6 separate regions of the Homo sapiens genome follow, and all the other regions are linked to region 4. The links are chromatin contacts, found by Hi-C or POLR2A ChIA-PET in ENCODE. All regions are on one chromosome and are shown on one strand. The core of a region is the stretch at or near the end of the contact, and the rest is flanking DNA. Distances in the headings are between cores, read along the strand shown.

Evidence for each region. Hi-C counts contacts between places; a loop is a spot of excess contacts on that map. ChIA-PET counts read pairs that join two places held with the same protein, here RNA polymerase II (POLR2A). Pooled maps may share reads with other maps.
Region 1: a map of B cell shows a loop between it and region 4 (9-fold over the local background). The contact joins the promoter of ADA2 here to the promoter of CECR2 in region 4. A Hi-C loop is called at or near these places in 20 of 168 maps with a recorded cell type or tissue (A673, B cell, CD4-positive, alpha-beta T cell and 11 more), 23 of 37 single-sample maps with no recorded cell type and 18 of 50 pooled maps. POLR2A ChIA-PET finds 5 or more read pairs at or near these places in 10 of 52 experiments (B cell, CD4-positive, alpha-beta T cell, Caco-2 and 7 more).
Region 2: a pooled map shows a loop between it and region 4 (3-fold over the local background). The contact joins the enhancer-like site here to the promoter of CECR2 in region 4. A Hi-C loop is called at or near these places in 1 of 168 maps with a recorded cell type or tissue (HepG2) and 1 of 50 pooled maps. POLR2A ChIA-PET finds 5 or more read pairs at or near these places in 1 of 52 experiments (B cell).
Region 3: a loop to region 4 is called in a map of gastrocnemius medialis, with 4 times the contacts of the local background. The contact joins the promoter of SLC25A18 here to the promoter of CECR2 in region 4. A Hi-C loop is called at or near these places in 1 of 168 maps with a recorded cell type or tissue (gastrocnemius medialis) and 1 of 50 pooled maps. POLR2A ChIA-PET finds 5 or more read pairs at or near these places in 3 of 52 experiments (H1, RWPE1 and WTC11).
Region 5: a pooled map shows a loop between it and region 4 (2.3-fold over the local background). The contact joins the promoter of TMEM121B here to the promoter of CECR2 in region 4. A Hi-C loop is called at or near these places in 4 of 50 pooled maps. POLR2A ChIA-PET finds 5 or more read pairs at or near these places in 2 of 52 experiments (H1 and WTC11).
Region 6: a map of gastrocnemius medialis shows a loop between it and region 4 (3-fold over the local background). The contact joins the promoter of HDHD5-AS1 here to the promoter of CECR2 in region 4. A Hi-C loop is called at or near these places in 2 of 168 maps with a recorded cell type or tissue (gastrocnemius medialis and posterior cingulate gyrus) and 4 of 50 pooled maps. POLR2A ChIA-PET finds 5 or more read pairs at or near these places in 4 of 52 experiments (H1, OCI-LY7, WTC11 and 1 more).

What each region holds. Positions count from the first base shown.
Region 1 is chr22:17,217,598-17,220,749 of GRCh38, reverse strand. It overlaps ADA2 (adenosine deaminase 2), which reads left to right and starts at 1,315. Exons shown (of 10, transcript NM_001282225.2): 1 at 1,315-1,394. RefSeq lists enhancers at 1,528-1,657, 1,668-1,737, 1,578-1,938.
Region 2 is chr22:17,592,640-17,596,028 of GRCh38, reverse strand. ATP6V1E1 (ATPase H+ transporting V1 subunit E1) reads left to right here. Exons shown (of 9, transcript NM_001696.4): 8 at 1,413-1,500; 9 at 3,293-3,389. The coding sequence ends at 3,355. Among named protein-coding and RNA genes, the nearest start is that of SLC25A18, 31 kb to the right of the region's middle. Within about 2 kb of position 1,273, at least 4 of the 41 ENCODE cell types and tissues checked have a DNase peak (open chromatin) inside an H3K27ac peak, as active enhancers do; they include B cell, where a contact is called at or near this core.
Region 3 is chr22:17,562,130-17,565,718 of GRCh38, reverse strand. SLC25A18 (solute carrier family 25 member 18) reads right to left here and starts at 2,221. Exons shown (of 11, transcript NM_031481.3): 1 at 2,006-2,221. It overlaps LOC105372850 (a long non-coding RNA gene), which reads left to right. Exons shown (of 3, transcript XR_001755420.2): 2 at 1,216-1,450; 3 at 1,606-2,022. RefSeq lists a silencer at 2,156-2,450.
Region 4 is chr22:17,367,762-17,371,308 of GRCh38, reverse strand. It overlaps CECR2 (CECR2 histone acetyl-lysine reader), which reads right to left and starts at 1,849. Exons shown (of 19, transcript NM_001290047.2): 1 at 1,400-1,849. The coding sequence starts at 1,525. RefSeq lists silencers at 1,412-1,511, 1,522-1,591.
Region 5 is chr22:17,119,954-17,123,274 of GRCh38, reverse strand. It overlaps TMEM121B (transmembrane protein 121B), which reads left to right and starts at 1,915. Exons shown (of 1, transcript NM_031890.4): 1 at 1,915-3,321. The coding sequence starts at 2,148. LINC01664 (long intergenic non-protein coding RNA 1664) reads right to left here and starts at 1,680. Exons shown (of 4, transcript NR_103793.1): 1 at 1,236-1,680. RefSeq lists an enhancer at 957-1,488 and a silencer at 2,074-2,203.
Region 6 is chr22:17,157,272-17,160,826 of GRCh38, reverse strand. HDHD5-AS1 (HDHD5 antisense RNA 1) reads right to left here and starts at 1,438. Exons shown (of 2, transcript NR_024483.1): 1 at 990-1,438. It overlaps HDHD5 (haloacid dehalogenase like hydrolase domain containing 5), which reads left to right and starts at 1,550. Exons shown (of 8, transcript NM_033070.3): 1 at 1,550-1,701. The coding sequence starts at 1,576. RefSeq lists a silencer at 1,539-1,868.

The DNA of each region.
Region 1 (3,152 bases), core at 66-2,565, 150 kb after region 4:
CTGCAGAACTGAAACTGCCGTGGGCTTTTGGGGGTAGATTTGGGGTCTTGGGGGTAGATTTGAGTGGGACTGGGGAGGAGTGGGGTGCAATCGAGTCTTTAGACCATGCATGTGACATGGAGGTCCCTGGTGTAGCCTCCCATGTCTGCATTTCTAATTGGCTTGGATGAGGCATCCCAATAGTTACTTCTAAGAATAGTCATGGCTAATATTTATCAAGAGCTTTCTATGTGGCAGGTACTTTGCATGTGTTTTTCCTTTAATTCTGACAATGGACCCTCTGTGGTGGGTGCTTTTATTATCCACATTTTCAGATGAGGAAACTGAAGTATAGAGAGTTGAAACAACTTGGTCGAGGCCCCACTGCTACAGTGCTAAGGCCAGCTACAAAGCGAGGTCTGACTCTGACCGTCCTGGGTACAGGAGCCTTGTCTGCTCCACTTGTCCCTTGGAGCGTTGTTCTTGCTGGTCCTCTTCACACCCCAGCTCTTGTCTCCTACCTCCTGCCCCCTCTACTGTCCTGTCCCCGCATCCCTGATTTCCCCCCTAAAACATATATTTTATTATAGCTACTTTTTACTCTCTGTCTAATGGGTTGCCCCACAGTCCACAATCACATTTTGAGGAAGGAGAACTTCCCAGAGTTCATGAACAGATTTTGGAGTGCCTCTTTGCGGTGCTTGTTTCCAAAACCAACATGCTGTGGACCTTTCAAAGACACAGTACACACAAACACACACACACCCTCCCTCCAACACAAATAAACCCACATGCGGCCGGGCATGGTGGCTCACGCCTGTAATTCCAGCACTTTGGGAGGCCGAGGTGGGCGGATCACCTGAGGTCAGGAGTTCGAGAGCAGCCTGACCAACATGGTGAAACCCCATTTCTACTAAAAATACAAAAAATCAGTGGGGCATGGTGGCGCACGCCTGCAATCCCAGCTACTCGGGAGGCTGAGGCAGGAGAACTGCTTGAACCCGGGAGGCGGAGGCTGCAGTGAGCTGAGATTGCGCCATTGCACTCCAGCTTGGGCAACAAGAGTGAAACTCTGTCTACAAAAAAAAAAAAAAAAAAAAAAAAACAAACCCCACATGCACATAAACCGAAACACACACGAACACACAAACACCCACATGAACATGCGCACAAGCCCCCCACATCAAACTCAGATGCACACAGCAAGCATGCATGTAAGCCACACACTTGCCACTCTGGCTGCCTCAGCACTGCAGAGCCCCTCTCCCCGGCCTCTAGTTGGATCCCTGGTGCACACTGGAGGGAAATAAAACCTACCCCAACAGGAAGTGAAACAGTTGGTGAGCTTTTCCGGTGCTCTGCACAGATGCTGGGGCGCTGAGCAAACAGCCCTCAGTTTCTGGAGCTGTTCCGAGGTAACTGGGGTCCTTTGGGAGCTGTGGGATGATGAGGTTCAGGAGGTAGCTGGGAAGTCCGGAGCTTGGGCTTGATCCACCTGCACCTCTCCCTGTCTCCATCTGAGCTGGGTCTGAGACTCTCAGTGGAGGAGTAACAGGCTTTCTCCCAACAGGCTTTTGAAAATGGGCCCAAGGGCATTTACTCAGGACCACAGATGCATGTGGCCTACTCCACTGTCACCAGGCTGGAGTGTGGTGGCACGATCTCGGCTCTCTGCAACTTCTGCCTCTCGAGTTCAAGCCATTCTTGTGCCTCAGCCTCCCTAATAGCTGTGATTACAGGCACCCACCACCACGCCCGGCTAATTTTTGTATTTTTAGTAGAGACGGGGTTTCACCGTGTTGGCCAGGCTGGTCTTGAACGACTGACGTCAGGTGATCTGCCTGCCTCGGCCTTCCAAAGGGCTGGGATCACAGGCAGAGCCACCACACCCAGCCTCCTTTCTTCTTAGTCTGGAAGCAAACTACTTTATGAAGTTTTCATGCATCCTCTTTTAAAAGTAAAAGGAAAATCTTGTGGAGGAGAGAAGATGAAGTAGATATAGCAATAAATTGTGAATAAGGATTGTTTTTACTAGTATTCAACCAGGCAGGTCTTGACCACCATTAGATAAACTTCTGTCTGGCAGCCTGGAAAAGTTCACAGTTGCTGGGACACAAATGCTTTTGGGGTCCTTCTTGGAGAGGATGGAGTTGAAGATTTGGGAGCTTGATGGCCTTTGTTATGTGTCACCAGGGAGACAGGGACAAGGGGCGGGGCTGTTGATGGAGAATGTGGCATGGGGTAGGTGGGATGGTGACATAGAAGTCACCGTGCTCCTGCCCTAGAGATTTTAGTAGCAGGCAAACACCGTGGTCAAAAAAGAGAGTCAAGGACTTAATGAAGTTAAAGGGGTTCTGCTGACGTCCAGCACTCTGATTTTGGGGGTACAGCTTCTGCCATAACTGCATATTGCTGATACTAGTTCCTTCTTAAAATTTTCTTTGCTATCTGATGTACTACAGAATAACTGAGCTGGGAAGAATCTTGGATATTAAAATGATTTAATGAGTAGCAAACTTTCCATTTTTGTCATATCCTTGCACCTCTATTTACTTAATATTTTTCTTTAACTTAAAAATTTTTCAACAAAAACAATAATAGTTACGATATCATGGGTTTGATGTGCTAATACATGTTTTAAAATTACCTATCTGTCAACATAACCCCTATCCATTTGTGAGCCACCTAAGATTGTATTTATGCCACTGATGATATTCATGCTGCACTTGGAAAACCACTGATCTTGTCCAAGTTACCTTTTTTGTAGGTGAGGACACTGAGATCTGGAGACGTTAGTGATTTGCCCAAGGTTGCACAGTTAGAATGATACTAATTTGAGGCTGTTCCTAAGGTCTCCTAATTTACAGTCTTGACATGTTCCAGTATGCTGTATCATACTTTCAAGTGTAGAGAAACAATCGTTTTATTTTCATTTTAAAAATTTTATTTACGTATTTATTTTTGAGACAGAGTCTTGCTCTGTCACCCAGGCTGGAGTGCAGTGGTGCAATCTAGGCTCACTGAAACCTCCGCCTCCCAGGTTCAAGAACTTCTCATGCCTCAGCCTCATGAATAGCTGGGACTACAGGTTCAATACACCACGCCTGGCTAATTTTTGTATTTTGGTTTTGCTATGTTGCCCAGGCTGGTATCGAACTCCTGGGCACCAGTGA
Region 2 (3,389 bases), core at 24-2,523, 230 kb before region 4:
TCCCGATTAGCTGGGACTACAGGCACCCGCCACCATGCCTCGCTAATTTTTTTTGTATTTTTAGTAGAGACGGGGTTTCACCTTGTTAGCCAGGATTGTCTCAATCTCCTGATGTCGTGATCTGCCCACCTCGGCCTCTCAAAGAGCTGGGATTACAGGCGTGAGCCACCGCACCCAGCCTCTTTTTTTGTTGTTGTTGTTGTATTTTGAGTAAGGGTCTCTTTCTGTCACCCAAGCTGGAGTGCAGTGGTGTGATCTCGGCTTGCTGCAACCTCTGCCTCCTGGGTTCAAGCAATTCTCCTGCCTCAGTCTCTCAAGTAGCTGGGACTACAGGCACGCCCCACCATGCCCAGCTAATTTTTGTATTTTTAGTGGAGACAGGCTTTCGCCATGTTGGCCAGGCTGGCCTCAAACTTGAGTTTGGGAGCACCTCGGCCTCCCAAAGTGCTGGGATTACAGGGGTGAGCTACCACGCCCGGCCAGCAGTGGCATCTTTTATCAGACACACATGCAGTCGTGATAGGGCCTCATCAGTAATGAGCAGGATTGGGCTTAAGAAAACATTCAGATGAGGATTGAGTGATTTGCAAACTGAGATGAAATCCTCTCTTTTTCATTTTGTTGGGGAGGGCTGGCTGTGATAATTAAAACAGGTTTTGTAACATAAAATCAAATTGACACAGGCTGGGCGCGGTGACTCACTCCTGTAATCCCAACACTTGTGGAGGCAGAGGTGGGCGGATCACCTGAGGTCAGGAGTTCAAGACCAGCCTGGCCAACATGGTGAAACCCCGTCTCTACAACAATACAAAAATTAGCCAGGCGTGATGGCAGGTGCCTGTAATCCCAGCTACTGGGGAGGCTGACGCAGGAGAATTGCTTGAACTCGGGAGGCAGAGGTTGCAGTGAGCCAAGATCGCACCATTGCACTCCTGCCTGGGCAACAGAGCGAGTCTCAAAAAAAACAAAACAAATTGACACATAGTGTCACTTGGTAAATGACAGTTATTGAGATGAATACAGTCAGTTCTCTGTATCTTTGGGGTCCACACCTGTGAATTCAACCAACTTTTTCTTTTCACTCCCTAAACACTACGGTATAACAACCATTTACATCGTATTAGCTATTTTAAGTGCTGTAGACATGATTTGCAATATAGGGGAGGATGTGTGATGGTTGTATGCAAATACTACGCTGTTTCATATAATGGACATCTAGGCGGGGACTGGGGTTTCCTGAAACCAACTGTGCGTTACATCTTCAGAAGCTTTTTCAGTTCCTTTCAAGCCTGTTGCTTAGGTTGCGCAGTCTACACACCAAGACAAGGGCATTCCTCTGCGGGAGTAAAGGGTACCATGTATCTTTCTCAAGTCTTTGAAAATGATTATTTCCTGTGCTTTTTTTTTTGCAGAGCTGGTGGAGTTGAGATCTATAATGGAGATCGTAAAATAAAGGTTTCCAACACCCTGGAAAGCCGGCTGGATCTCATAGCCCAGCAGGTGAGTGTGGGGGTACTTCTTGGTAGTTGGTCTGCTGTTACTTTGAAGTGGGACAGAGAACACGTGTCCATTCACTGGTATTTGGGATTTGTTGCTGTCTTTCCAGTTTTGGACATTTTCTCAAAAAGAATGAGAATTGGGCATGTAGTAGCATTTGCTGAGGTGGTAACATTTACATGAGGGTGAATTTGGGGTCAGAACAAGTGTTTTGTTGACCTAGGATTCGAATATGTACATTTTACTACATGTAAGGTGCTGACAAGTTCTTTCTCTAACAGGAGTGATGGGAACTAAAGCAAATACTTGTGTTTTTTTGTTTTGTTTTGCTTTTTTGAGATGGAGTTTCACTCTTTTTTGCGCAGGCTGGAGTGCAGTCTTGGCTCACTGCAACTTCCACCTCCCAGGTTCAAGCGATTCTCCTGCTTCAGCCTCCCGAGTAGCTGGGATTACAGGCACCTGCCACCACACCCGGCTAATTTTGTATTTTTAGTAGAGACGGGGTTTCACCATGTTGGCCAGGCTGTTATCAAATTCCTGACCTCAGGTGATCCACCCGCCTTGGCCTCCCAAAGTGCTGGGATTACAGGTGTGAGCCACCGTGCTCAGACACAAATACTTATTTAAAGGAATTATCATAAAGCTGCTGGCTTTTCAGATGTTTCCAGATTTGTACACAGGAACTCTAGGAAACAAGCCAGGAAAATTCCATTTGTTCTAAAATGCTGGGCATCTTCTAGACTTCTAGTGGGAGTCTATTGCTGTGGCTGCCAACCTAGTTATTCCCTGACCTAGATATGCAGTTTACTGTTTATGCAGATACTTGTCTTATAACTAAAGCACTTTCACCTTGATTTTTTCATATTCTGGTAACTTAAACCTCAGAACATTGTTTCCTAGTAGCCACTGTCCCATCCAGTATCATAGCCACTACTCACTTACGGATATTTAATTAAACCGAAAAATTCAGTTTCTCAGCACACAATAACCATCTGTAGCTAGGACTGCCCTGTTGGACAGCCGAGCCTTGGAAGTCCAGGGTTAAGTTCTCCTAAGGATTCATCAGTGGCTGTAGCAAGTGCTTCCAGCCTAAGCTGGCATTGGAAGTGTTCTTTGCAGCTGCTGTGGCCATAGTAGGCACTCAGTAAATGTTTGTTGAAGAAAGAGTGTAGGTGACCCAGCATATTGTGGTGAGATGATTATGATGAGTTAAGTCTGAGATAGTAGTGACTTTAGGTTTTTTTTTGTTTTGTTTTTTTTTAATGTGTCCCTTTTGTAAGCAGTCTGAACCCCAGATTTGGGATGAGTTAAGTTTCTCACCAAGGAATGTGTTACTTGCTTCAGGGAAGGAGAGGGTGGCTTTGATGTGCGTGGCTTTGTGAGTCCTTCCCAGCCACATAGAGGTTCATGGCTTTCCACCTGTGGTTAAGATGTGCAGCACTCTGGCCAGGCTTGGTGGCTCACGCCTGTAATCCCAGCACTGTGGGAGGCCGAGGCGGGTGGATCACGAGGTCAGGAGATCGAGACCATCCCGGCTAACATGGTGAAACCCCGTCTCTACTAAAAATACAAAAAAATTAGCCAGGCATGGTGGCAAGCACCTGTAGTCCCATCTACTTGGGAGGCTGAGGCAGGAGAATGGCGTGAGCTTGCAATGAGCGGAGATGCGCCACTGCACTCCAGCCTGGGCGACAGAGCGAGACTCCGTCTCAAAAAAAAAAAAAAAAAAAAGATGTGCAGCGCTCTACAACTTCTTCAGCTGACATTGCGTATTTATTACACTTTCTCTCCACAGATGATGCCAGAAGTCCGGGGAGCCTTGTTTGGTGCAAATGCCAACAGGAAGTTTTTGGACTAAGCCTTCAGGAGGTGGAGCTCGTCGTCAGCTCTCC
Region 3 (3,589 bases), core at 972-3,471, 190 kb before region 4:
ATTTTGTGTTTTTAGTAGAGACGGGGTTTCTCCATGTTTGTCAGGCTGGTCTTGAACTCCCCACCTCAGGTGATCTGCCTGCCTCGGCCTCCCAAAGTGCTGGTATTACAGGCGTGAGCCAACACACCTGTCCAAAAATTTTTTTAAAAAATTACTCAAAAAAACCCCAAACAAAAAATTAGCCAGGCGCTGCGGTGTGTGTCTGTAGTTCTAGCTACTTGGGAGGTCGAGGAAGGAGGATCATTTGAGCCCTGGGGTTGGAGGCTGCAGTGAGCTATGATCATACCACTGCACTTCAACTTGGCAAGACCCTATCTCTATTAAAAAATAGAAAATTTGGCAGGGCGTGGTGGCTCACGCCTGTAATCCCAGCACTTTGGGAGCCCGAGGTGGGTGGATCACGAGGTCAGGAGATCGAGACCATCCTGGCCAACATGGCAAAACCCCGTCTCTACTAAAAAATACAAAAAATTAGCTGGGTATAGTGGCAGGCACCTGTAGTCCCAGCTACTCGGGAGGCTGAGGCAGGAGAATGGCGTGAACCCGGGGGGGCGGAGTTTACAGTGAACCGAGATTGTGCCACTGTACTCCAGCCTGGGTGACAGAGCAAGACTGTCTCAAAAACAAAACAAAACAAAACAAAACAAAAACAGAATGAGTCTGCACAGAGTGACAAATGAGGCTGCAGGCAGAAATAAGAGCATCCCGAGGGAGGGCTCCTGGGCTCAAGCGATCCACCCACCTCACCCTCCTGAGTAGCTGGGATCACAGGTGCACACCATCAACCTGGCTAATTAAAACAATTATTTTTTTGTAGAGGTGGGGCCTCATTATGTTGCCTGGGCCTGATTTTTTTTTTTTGGAGACAGAGTCTTGCTCTGTCCCCCAGGCTGGAGTGCACTGGCTCAATCTTGGCTCACTACAACGTCCATCTCCCAGGTTCAAGTGAGTTTCCTGCCTCAGCCTCCCGAGTAGCTGGGACTACCACACCTGCTACCACGCCTGGCTAATTTTTTGTATTTTTAGTATAGATGGGGTTTCACGTTAGCCAGGATGGTCTCCATCTCTTGACCTCGTGATCCGCCCGCCTTGGCCTCCCAAAGTGCTGGGATTACAGGTGTGAGCCACCGCGCCCCAGCCAACTTAAGTCCTTTCTAAAAATTTTTTTTACTTTATATAAACTGTTTGTATTCTTTTTTCTATGCTATGCCTCAGGTTTGAAGATGTTCAGCTCAGATTACCTGCATCTAAGGACCAAAATGTAAATGCCAGGGCCATTCTTCCAGGTCAGTTTGCATCAGAACCATGCAGGTTGCATCTGTTGCTAGTTACAAGAGAGAGCTAGGCCCTTCTTCAGTTTAAGGTCTTAGGCGGGATGCCAAAATCTGCATTTCCAGCAAGTTCCCAGATGATGGCCAGGCTACATTGTGAGAACATCACAATAGATCATGTGAGTGAGAATGATCAGGGCAGGCTGAGGTGGTGGGGAGAGGAACACCATCACTTCTCCCAAGCTGCAGTTTCTGCAGATCTACGCTGCCTTTGGGAAATGTTTAGCATCACACTGGACATAATTACTTGCGCTGCATTTTCTGAATTACACAGTCTTCGTCTTAGAGTGGAGCCAGGGCAAAAGAGGAATTCAAGCTGGAACAAGGAGTCCGAGAAGACGCGACTGCTGGACAGAACAAGCGATGAAGCCAGTCCCCAAACTGATGAGCCCGCAGCTCCATCCAAATTAAATGGGCTGAGAACACCAACACTCCACCCTCCCGGTACGATTGCATGGCAGGGAGGAACCAAAAATATTTTTCCTTCATCTGCTATCTCAGCTAAGCAGTACACTCTTTCTAGCACCTCACTAGAGTCCAGTTTTTCTGTATTCTGTATTCACAATACAGGTTTATTATGAACTCTGAGCAGATGAGGCTATTTTTCCCCCTTTTGGTTTCTTAGTAACTAGGCAAAGTACAAGGCTCACGGTGGGTATTTAATAAATACTTACTGACAACTTGCCTGCAAGCGAGTCGACGTTCATCTCAGTTGTTGAGGCACTCACGGGCCAGGCTTCACTCGACTCTTCTCACTGCCTACTCAGTTCCTTCTCAAAGCAAAGCCCGTGGATATATCCAAGGAACTGGCTTCATTGCTTTTAAAAATTCTGTCCAGCTTTAACTGGCTAGAATAGGGGTCCTCGTCCTTGTCATATGCTGTCCAGAATGAAGTCCAAATCCAGGATTCTGGGAGCATGTCATGCTTTCTCGAACCTGCAGGAGTCTCAAGGGCACCTGCATTGATATGCATGTCATGGCTGTAGAAGGGGGCTGGCATTGCAGCACACAATAGCCAAATCTGGGGATTTTCCAGATGCCTTCGCCTTCTTGGCTAGTATTTTTCACTGAAGGTTTTTTATAAAACTGCTTAAGGAAACTAGGGGAGTGAGCATTGCTAGCAGAAAGGGGACTAAAATAGATGCACAGAGGTCCCTTAAAAGTCCAAAGGAACACCACGAGGCCAGGGAAACATCTGCAGGGTCAATGCAGAGAAATCAACAGCAGTTGTGGGGGAGGACAGTGAAGGCAGCCACACAGCAGGCAGCTGCTGCTGGGTCACCCAGGGCTCTGCCGCGGCTCCATGAGCGCCCAGAAGGAAAGGTCCCATGATACCTCTTGCATAACAACTGCATGACATAGGCCGTTCACCTTCCAGGAAGATTCCAGGGTAAAGATCAGCCCCCAAATAGCCCGTCTGGATGGTTATTTTCTCAATTCCGTTGGTAGCACTCTCAGAGAACATAGAGTATAGCAAAATGGAGCCCACAAAGGGGCTGATTTATAAAACTTGCGTTGCCTTTCCTTCCAGTAACACGAATTGGTTTAGAGACAAGAGACATTAATCTTTAACAAGAGAAGCACCTATGGATGTCTCCAAATGTCAAAATAGAAAGTTGATCAGAACTTTTGAGACTAATCTACAGTAACAATGTATAGCTTCCTGTCTCCCTAAATCTTGCCCGAGTAGCTTTTATGCTCTTATTTTAAGAAGCTCACTGTGTAGGATTATCTGTGTAAGATATATTTACCCAGGATGCTTAACAAGCGTTAAACAGTAACAGTTCCAAAAATAGAGCCACATTTACACTGCCTACTGCACTGTTTTGAAACAGTTAACCAGTGGAAGATGCTAACTTTTGGTACATATATTTGTTGCTGGTTTTGGCCCGAAGAAGATAAATCTGGAAGCACTCTAAATGGCTAAGTTCCTTATAAAAAATAAAGGCCGGGCACAGTGGCTCACGCCTGTAATTCCTAGCACTTCGGGAGGCTGAGGCAGACAGATCACTTGAGCTCAGTTCTAGACCAGCCTGGGCAACATCGTGAGACAAAAAATTAGCTGGGTGTGGTGGGGTGCCCCTGTAGTCCCAGCTGCTTGGGAGGCTGTGGTGAGAGGACTGCTTGAGCCCGGGAGATTGAGGCTGCAGTGAGCTGAGACCATGCCACTGTACCTAGCCTGGGCAACAGAGTGAAACCCTGTCTCAAGAAAAATTAAAGCCTATCTTTTTTTTTTTTTTTCATGTTGTGAGAATTTA
Region 4 (3,547 bases), core at 600-3,099:
AAGAATCGCCAAAAGCCAGTGAGTGGCCCTAGACTATCTGTCTACATTCCTCTTCATTCTCCCATCCCCAACCCTTTTGATCTTTTTATTTTCCTGATTTCATTAACTGCGACGAGAGCAAGTTCCCACACTTCATTCACAGAAGAAGCAACTGATATTTCAGCAAACACGACTAAATCTAAAAATAAAGGTGAGGCAAAGAGCTCTGAAATAAACGAGTTAAAATCAACCCGAAAATGGCACAAAGTAAGATCCGTGGGGCTGGGGAGGCAACAACAACGATTTGCTCTTCCAAAAGAGTGGCTCTAATTTTGATTACTGCGTCGGCGAACCCATCCGCAGAACAGAAAACAAAAACTGACCAACGCAGTTGCCATTCACCTTTGTCCAAAGGCAAAAGGTGAAAAGTCACGACACATATTGCCATAGAAGAGAAGGCAATTCAACCTGCCAACCAATCGACTAATTCTCAGCTCCTTCCAAAAATAAAAATAAAAATAGGAGAAAGGGGGCTGCCGCTGGGCTGGCCGATGCCTGGCCGCCGAGTGCGCCGCGCTCCGCAAGCTCCCGCCACCCGCCGCGCTCCAGGACCCTCGGGTTTCGGCCCAGTTATCACAAAGCCCCGGGCTGGAAAACACCTCCGGCCTGGCCAGAATGGCCAGCCCGTCCTCCGCGCTCGCCCGGGGGGATAATGGTGGCGAGATCAACTCCAAGGGCTCCCGAGCCCCGCGATAAAGAGGCTGGATATTACGGGAGGAAGGACGCTGTGGAAGAATAACGGAGTCCCAAACTTTCCTTCCACACCTCCAGAGCCCCGCGCCCAGGCCCGGTCCCCACCGGCCCGAAGTTGGCCGGAGCGCCTCCCGGGAGCTTGGGGCCTCCGGGAGCCCCTGCCACGCGCCCGCCCGCCAGAGCGGGGCTAGCCCTCCCCGCCGGCCGCGGCCGACTCCCGCCCCGGTCCGAGTTAATCCCGCGCGGGCCCCCCCCCCGCGCCCGGCCCCGCCGGAGCAGCTGGCTCGCGCCTCAATGGCACCGGGCGGCGAGCGCGCGCAGCCCTCGCGCCCACACCCAGCCCCAGCCCACCGGAGAAGTCCCGGGAGGGTCGCCGGGTCCCGCTCCCGCTCCCTCTCCCACAAAAGCACGGGCCCGCCCCGCCCTCGCGGTGCCTGCTCCTCCACCCCAGGATCCGGCGTCCCCGGCCCGACGCCCCTCGGCACCCGGGCACAGCCCGGCGGCCCCCGCCCGCCCTCCTGCCCTTTTGCGCCCTCCTCCTGGCCCCCGACTCCCGGCCGAAGTCCCTCGGGCCCCGGCCCCTCTGCGCGACGGCCCGGGACACCCCGCGCGGGGCAGGGGGAGCAGGGGGCGCAGCGCGCCGCCTCCCGCCCGCGCGGCCACTCACCTCGATCTCGAAGTCGGGCAGGCGGAACGCGGTGCGAAAGAGCGAGCAGAAGTGCGCGATGGCCGGGACCTCCCACCAGGAGCGGAGCTCGCCCAGCCCGGCCGCGCCGCCCTCCTCTGGGCACATCTCCCCGCTGCGGCACAGGCGGCGGCCCCTCGCTGCCCGCGCTCTGCCCGCCGACCTGGGACTCCCGCCGCGGCAGCGCCGCAGCCTCCGCGCGGTCCTCGGCGGGGGCGGCGGGGCGCTCCTCCCGCTGCTGCCGCCGCTCGGCGAGTGCAGGAGCCGAGGGCGGGCGCCGGGCGGGGGGCGGCGGCGCGGGGGCCCGAACTACTGAGGCGGCTGCGGCTGCGGCTGCCCGCGGGGTCCGCGCGCTCGCCCCATCCCGCGGCTGCGGCGGCGGCCGCCCCCAGTCCCCTACAATATAATCGAGTCCCCGCCGGAGAAACAGATGGGGCTAGGGGCGGAGGGGCCGGACGCGGGGCCTGGGGGAGGGGCCGCCCACGAGGAGGGGGCGGGGCTGCCCGCGCCACAACAACAACCCCCGCCCCCGCCCCACCCCCGCCCGGACAGCTGCACCGCCAGGGAGGGGGAGGGGCGGGGCGCGCGCCCCCGGGCCCAGATCCGCAGGACCCAGGGGGCGCGGGCCGCACCCCCGAGAACTCTCACGAGGCGCCCTCCGCCCTCCAGGACTTTGGGACTGGGGAGTTGAAGCACTTTCCCAAGGGAGGACGGCCAGGAGCTCTCCCACCCCCACTTGGCCTGAGTGGTCGCGTCCTTTTAAAGGGCCCGCGGGGTGGTCCTTTCGGTCGGGCTAGAGACAGAAACGTGCACGTGTGGGAGTTCAGTTATTATTGATGCCGAGGGCAGAGCCGGAGCAGGAGCGGGCTGTCCACCCTAGAAATATGAAGCCTAGAGAAGTGAAGTGCTTTCCACCTGTTTCTTAACGCTTTTATTCCAGCCGAGAACGGCGCCCAAGGAGCTCTGAAGTGGCTTTTTTCTCCGAGGGAAGAAGGCGGTGGGGCTGATTGAGCTGGAACGAAGTAGGATGGAGGCTGGAGAGCGGCGGGAAGGGTGGGGTAGGGGGAGGCACCAATCAGCAGCCAAGCGGGAAGAGCGATCCCCAACCCCAGGGAATGGACACGTGTGACCGCCCCGGAGAAGACGGGCTCGGAACCCTGCTACTGCCCGGCCGCTGAAAGAGCTGCCTGGAAGAGTGAGCACAATGTGCTTGGAAGGCGGGGGGATGGGGCAGAGGAGATCGGGAAGCCGGGGACTGTGCTCGGAGGGGAGGAGACCCCCACGCCCCGGCGGAGGGATTGAATGTGCTACGGCCGAAGGGTGTTGGAGTGTGTGCTTTAGAAATGCTAACTGCTGTAGCGCGGTGGAGTACTGCTAAATCCTAAGAAAAAAAATCACCCCAGAAACAGGCTAGAAGTTTGGAAAAACTCCATTGAATGCTCAGATATTTGTATTGGTCGTCGCACTTGCATCCTGCTGGTCTCAGAGGGCCGCCTCTGAGTTCGGTGGTCCACCTTTCAGATAGGAAACACTGCTCCTGGTGCGTCCCCCAAATTAATCAACTATTTATTGAGTGACAGGCACAATCACAAAGTGTACAAGGGTTAAACTCAAAGATCCTCTTCTACCTTTAAGTAGTGTACAATCTGGAGATAATTTATATGATAGATTTTGGAATGGGCTGTCTGGATAATTACCCCTCCACTCTCCCTCACTTTATTATGATAATAACTTGTTGTATTTTTTAAGGCAGCATTCAGAAACATAATTTTAAATGGTTAGAGTATATTCACGTGCATCTTCTGTGAATCTAGTAATCTCAAAATACATCATCTTCTAACAAGGGTCTCCTCCGCCCCCCACCACTCTCTCCTGGCACAGAAAAACAACCCAAAGTTCTGCTCTTTCATTCCCTGGAACTATTTGATGATTTAAAGTGCATCCTCAAATTCTACCATGCTTTTTATTTAATGTTTGGCAAAAATGAGCTCACATGTGACTGCTCCCAAAAAGCCAAGCCTACGTTTGTGTGTGTTGGTGAAGCACAGCTACCCCGTGAGTATTGCATTAGCAAGGGAGATGGGAGAGGGACACAGGCCACCCCGGAATTGTCACGTAACCTGAACGAGG
Region 5 (3,321 bases), core at 666-3,165, 250 kb after region 4:
ACTGCAACCTCTGCCTCCCGGGTTCAAGCGATTCTCCTGCCTCAGCCTCCCGAGTAGCTGGGATTACAGGTGCGTGCCACCACCCCTGGCTAATTTTCGTATTATTAGTAGAGGCGGAGTTTCACTGTGTTGGCCAGGCTGGTCTCAAACTCCTGACCTCAGGTGATCTGCCCGCCTCTGCCTCCCAAATTGCTGGGATTATCACCATGCCCGGCTAGTTTTGTACTTTTAGTGGAGATGGGGTTTCTCCATGTTGGTCAGGCTGGTCTCAAACTCCCGACCTCAGGTGATCCGCCCGCCTCGGCCTCCCAAAGTGCTGGGATTACAGGCGTGAGCCACCGCGCCCGGCTGGGGTGGGGTCCTGTTTACAGATCAACATTCTGAGGTGAAATATTCAGGCTAAGACCACAAAGGTGTTAAGTGGCACAGGTGGGATGGCGGCCCCAGAGCTCCTGCCCTCACCACCATGCCAGCTTTCCAAAAGTGGTGTGTGTGGGGGAGGTGGAGATGGTGCAGGTTCTAAATTGTATATTTACCAGGGATTGGCTGTGCAGACTGACCTCCACGGAACTGGAAAAGGCAGGTTTGGCTGAAACGGACTCTTATTTAAGAGGCAGATTTAGGGGCGAGGCCTGACTAACCCCTGCGGCTCCACTGCATACAGCTCCCTCACACTGCATGGTGTTATCACGCTGCAAGCTGTTACCTAGGGGAGATGAGCCCGCAGCAGCAGCTTCAAAGGTCATGAAATCAGGGAGCCCACAGGCCCCACAAGGGTGCAGAGGCCAATAGGGCAGGCAAGCTTTCTGCCTTGTTTTCATGGGGCTGGGAATGGGATGTTTCCATTATTGGTGAACCTCAGATTGTTTTTGAGCCCCAACTGCTCTAGTCATTTCCTTCTCCCTTAAACCCCTAAAGGCAGCACTCTACCTTCTGCCTTCCAGAGTTGCTGCATCGACATCCATCCCCAGCCTTGGATGAGTCCTGGGGTGAGCTGGTGTGCTCTCTCCTGAGACTGTCTACGCAGGGCCACTGACTGCATTCCTTCCTTGGTGTCTCTGTCTACTGTGGTGGGCTGTAACCCTCACCATCATCCCTTTGGAGCCTTTGTTTTCATCCAGGTGCCCACACCTCTAAATGCCCCTTTATTTTACTCTCTGCTAGACACATCTTCCTATTACGTCCCATTCTGCTTTAAAAACCTTTGAGAAGCCCGCTGGGCGGATGCCACTTGCCCAATCTCGTTCCCTCGTCTCTCCTCCCAGGCAGGTGTTTTCAGGGAACTTCTCCATCCGCTGGAATCGGGTCGTCCCTGAGATGGCTCGCGACCCCAGGGCTGGGTACATGGATATTTAGGACTATAGGTCTGGGGCTGCTGCCCGAGCCCTTTTTGCCAACATGGCCTGACTCCTCCACTGGTTTTTAGTGCCTTAGGGAGAGGCGGATGGCCCCATGGGAAGGGCGCTGGACGGAGGGTGGAGGCGAAGCTGCCCACTGCCTGCCTCAGAGCTGAGAAGGCCAGGTGCAAAGCCCGCCCTGTAGCTTGAGCCCATCGCTTGGGGGCACCGAAGCCATCTAGGTACTAACGCCCTGCGGTACAGCCGGTGGGATTCCCAGCGACTTCCTTAGGAGTCCGCGCTCCATGGGAGTCCCCCCGCACCGGGTCGCCTCGCCCTGGCGGCTGCCCGCGCCTCCTCCCGCTTCCTCCAGGCCACAGGGCTCCCGACCCGACTGTGACGCACTGCACCCCCGCCCCTTCTCTTCCCGTTGATCCAGCGCGCCGCGCTTTCTCCTCCTCTGGTCTCGCTGCTTCCTCTCCCCCTCGAATCCAGTCCTGGTTTCCCCGCCGCCAGCCTCCCTCCCTCCCGGCGGGACTCGCTCCCCGCCCCGCCCCGCCCCGCCCCCGCCTCGCCTGTCTTCACCGCGGTCCGCTCGGTTCACCGCCTGCCCCCTCTCCCTGCCGCCCGGCCCGGCTCGCCCAGTCCAGTGGCTCCAGTCCGGATCTCGCCGCCGCCCGGCCCAGGTGCGAGTCCCCACTGCTGGGGAGGCGGCGGGCCCCGGCTCCCCTCGGCCGCCTAGCCCGCCTCGCCCGCCCGGGGTTGGCGGGGAGGGAACAGCTGGGCGGCCCCAGAGCCCCTCGGAGGACAATGCGCCCGGCGCTCGGCCACCCTCGCTCGGTCTCCTCCGCGTCCGGTTCCTTCCCGCCGCCCCCGGCAGCCGCCCGGCTGCAGCCCCTCTTCCTCCGCGGGGGCTCCTTCCGCGGCCGGAGAGGCTCCGGCGACAGCAGCACCAGCACCAGCACCAGCCGCGGGGGAGGCGGCGGCAGACGCGGCGGGGGCGGCGGCTCCCCGAGCAGCAGCACGGGCGCCGAGCGCGAGGACGACGACGAGAGCCTCAGCGTCAGCAAGCCGCTGGTGCCCAACGCCGCGCTCCTGGGGCCGCCGGCTCAGGTGGGCGCCCCCGCCGGCCCCGCGCCTGTCGCCTTCTCCTCCTCAGCGGCCACCTCCTCCTCCACCTCCACGCCCACCTCCTCCTGCAGCATGACAGCCGCGGACTTCGGCGGGGGCGCCGCGGCCGGGGCCGTCGGGGGCCCCGGGAGCCGCTCGGCGGGGGGCGCGGGCGGCACCGGGACCGGCAGCGGCGCCTCCTGCTGCCCGTGTTGCTGCTGCTGCGGCTGCCCAGACCGCCCCGGCCGCAGAGGTCGGCGCCGCGGCTGCGCCCCCAGTCCCAGGTGCCGCTGGGGCTACCAGGCGCTGTCCGTGGTGCTGCTGCTGGCGCAGGGCGGCCTGCTGGACCTGTACCTCATCGCCGTCACCGACCTGTACTGGTGCTCCTGGATCGCCACTGACCTGGTGGTGGTGGTGGGCTGGGCCATCTTCTTCGCCAAGAACAGCCGGGGCCGTCGGGGCGGCGCAGCCAGCGGCGCGCACAACCACCACCTGCACCACCACCACGCCGCGCCGCCCCTGCATCTGCCCGCCCCCTCGGCCGCTACCGCTGGGGCCAAGGCACGCGGAGCCCGCGGGGGCGCCGGCGGCGCGGGGGGCGGCCTGGGGGCGGCCGCGGCAGCGGGCGAGTTCGCCTTCGCCTACCTGGCCTGGCTTATCTACTCCATCGCCTTCACTCCCAAGGTGGTGCTGATCCTGGGCACGTCCATCCTAGACCTCATCGAGCTACGCGCGCCCTTCGGCACCACGGGCTTCCGTCTCACCATGGCGCTGTCGGTGCCCCTGCTCTACAGCTTGGTGCGGGCCATCAGCGAGGCGGGCGCGCCCCCGGGATCGGCAGGACCCCTGCTGCTGCAGCCCCAGCGGCACCGCG
Region 6 (3,555 bases), core at 189-2,688, 210 kb after region 4:
CCCTGGCAGGGTTTAAGTGTCGGGCTATTGTGAGTTTGACTGACTTGAATTAGTCTTCCAAATTCTGATTAGCTGTAGTTGAACTGAATTAAGATCTTGCCCTTCAAAGCTGAGGACCAAAGGACACCGCTAACTACTTCTTCATTTTATTATTATTATTATTATTTTTTTTTTTTTCAAGACGGAGTCTCACTCCGTCACCCAGGCTGGAGTGCATTGGCGCAATCTCGGCTCACTGCAACTTCTGCTGCCTGGGTTCAAGCGATTCTCCTGCCTCAGCCTCCCGAGTAGCTGGGACTTGAGGCGCCTGCCACCGCGCCTGGCTAATTTTTGCAGTTTTCAGCAGAGACGGGGTTTCACCATCTTGGCTAGGTGGTCTTGAACCCCTGACCTCCTGATCCACTCGCCTCAGTCTCCCAAAGTGCTGGGATTACAGGTGTGAGCCACCGCACCCGGCCCTATTTTATTATTTTTAAAATAGAGAAGGGGTCTCCCTATGTTGCCCAGGCTGGTCTGGAACTCCTGGACTCAAGTTTTCCTCCCACCTTGACCTTCCAAAGTTCTGGGATTACAGGGGTGAGCCACCGCACCCTGGCCTGCTAATGTGTGAGCTAGTGCAGTCTCTGTCCATATCCTCGACTCCCTCTCTGCTAGTGCTAAGTACATTGTAGGGTCCCGCGTTTTTAGCATAGCTATACCTATGAATGGGCCAAAGAATCTGAGGGCATCCTACACATTTCAAACGGTGGGAATGGAGACCTCTTTCCTCCAGCAGAATCTCCCCTCATGACCGGGGGACTACCAGATCCAGCTCTGCTAAGGGCCTCCACGGACGGAGTCGGCTACCTCTCCACTTTCAGTGACCGAAATCCATTCTTTGTTCATTCACCCTTGTGTCTACTCCGGGAAACGCGCAGCGGACACAGTCGTGTTCCCTAAGTGTTTGCTGACTTAGTCATCTGGCCCTCTCTGGAGTAGTCATTTTGTACCTTGTACTACATTCGTGCCTCTACCTCTCCGCAGTGCGCGCGGGGGCGGACTCACGTGCGCAGTCTCCCTATGCGCTGGGAGGGCGTCAGCAGGTTTACAGAAACAATGAAAGACTTAACAATTGGCGCGCGACGAGCGTCCCTTGACTGGCAGGGGCCCAGAGGACCTGAACATCACTAAGGGTCTGCCCCAGCGGCCCGGCCCTGAAGTCAAGGTTGAGACCCCCGGCCCAGACAGTCCGCGAAGCTGAGGGAGGCCGGCCTGGGGCCTGCCGCGCAATGTTACCGGGATCCGCAGGCACAGGGCGATAGTACGGACGCCGCCGCCCAGGCCGTGCCCATTGTGCGCCGCGGCCAGCTCACCGCGATCTCGGTCTAGGAGGCGGCGGGACCCCGCACTTCTTCCTTGCAACGGAGCCCCTTTGGCCTGCGGGTCGAGTTCCATAGGCGCCCGACGGGCTCCGCGCGCTTACAGGACTACAACTCCCGTGATGCCGCGCGCGCCGACCGCTGATTGGCTGTGCAGCGGACGGACTCGCGGGGGGGGGGGGCCGCACGCCGTGCACGTGCGCACGGCGACGGCCGGATGGCTGCGTGGGGCTGTGTGGCTGCGCTCGGCGCGGCGCGTGGGCTTTGCTGGCGGGCGGCGCGCGCGGCTGCGGGGCTCCAGGGCCGCCCCGCCCGCAGGTGCTATGCTGTGGGCCCCGCTCAGGTGAGGACGTCCGGGTTCTGGCCGAGCCACTCGCCACTCAGGGCCGGAGGCGGGGCGGGGAGCCGCGGGGAAGGAGGGGCGGCCGGGCTGGTATCCCAGCCTCCTGGGAACTGCCTGGACCGTCGTCGCGCCCGAGTGCATCGCGTTCTTGCTGGAGGGCGGATGCGCCCTGCCTTCCTCTGACTCGCTGGCGGCCTCGGAAACGCTACTCCCGCGGGAGAGCGCTCGTGGGACGGCCTGGGCCAGGCTGCTTGTCAGCCCCTGCGCTTCCCGGCAGTTTCCGCGTCCCTGTTTTCCCTGCGCGTCTTCTGATTTCCACCATGAGGACGTTTGGGTCGTGATTTTCATCTGCATGTGGAGGAAACTGGGCCGCGCGCCGGGAGCCGCGCCTGCGGGTGCTCCGCCCCCAAGTGCCTGTGGGTTTGGTGCGGGCCTTGGGTTCAGTTCAGCTCGCTGTGACCTCGACTGAGCGCTGGAGGCTCCGCGGGCGGGAGCAGGAGGGCTGGAGCCGGCGCCTGCTGTGTGCCCGGCGCGGTAGTGATGTGTGAGCCTCCCCGCAACTTCTGAGAAGGTGTGACCTTGTGTGGTCAGGAAGCCGAAGCTTGACGAGTTTTCAAGTACGTTTTCTCAGGTCCTGCAGCTGGGAGACGGCACAGGACACTAAACCAGGTTGGTCAGATCCACGGCTCTCACGCTCCCTTGGGCCGTTTTGCCTTTTCTGGAAAAAGGAATCACTTTGTCTTCTAAACGCACAAGTAATATTTTACATTAACATACGGATTTCACAGTAATCCTTGCATTTTTTTTTTTTAGACGGCATCTCTGTCACCAGGTTGGAGTGCAGTGGCGCAATCTCTGCTCACTGCAACCTCCGCCTCCCGGGTTCAAGCGATTCTTCTGTCTCAGCCTCCCGAGTAGCTGGGATTACAGGCACCCGCCACCACATCCGGCTAATTTTTGTATTTTTAGTAGAGACAGGGTTTCACCATGTTGGCCAGGCTGGTCTCGAACTTTTGACCTCAGATGATCCTCACATCTTGGCCTCCCAGAGTGGTGAGATTACAGGCATGAGCCAGTGCACCCGGCCAAATTACTTGCATGAAAAAAACACATAGTGCTTACTTTGTGCCAGGCACTATTCTAAGTACTTCACAGTTATTCGTATAATCTTTATAACAACTCCGAGGAAAGTACTATTATTAGTCTTCCCATTTTATAGATGGAGCAGAGGCACAGAGAGGTTAAGCAGCTTACCCAAGGGCACACAGCTGGTAAGTGGCAGAATCTGGAACTCAGGTAGTCTGGTGCCAGAGTCTAAGCTCTTAACAGCTGTATTATTTTTATGATTTTTAAATATGGAGCAGCTAAGGTTCAAAGCAGCTGAGTGACTTGGCCAGTGTCACATAGCTAGACGTGACCAAGGTGGAAGTTTGAAATTAGAATATGTTGATAAAAGGACTTACAAACTGTCAGGATATAAATATAAGGAAATATCGCCCTTATTTATAACTGTTGTATTGGCTCTAGCATCTCTGCAGAGTCCCGAAATGTCTCCAAGTGACTCTTCCGGTAGAGCAGAAAAAGAAGAATGCAGGATGACAGAGTTTGAGCACGAGCTTTAGAATTGAATCCTGTGCAGTCTGTTAGCGGCTTCACTTAAGGCAATTTACATAGCTTTCCAAGCTCAGTTTCCCCATCTATGTAATGGATCTATTACTTGTAATCCCAGCTACTCGGGAGGCTGAGGCAGGAGAAGCCCTTGAACCTGGGAGGGAGGTTGCGGTGAGCGGAGATCGGGCCATTGCACTCCAGCCCGGGCAACAGATCCTGACTCTTATCAAAAAAAAAAAAAAA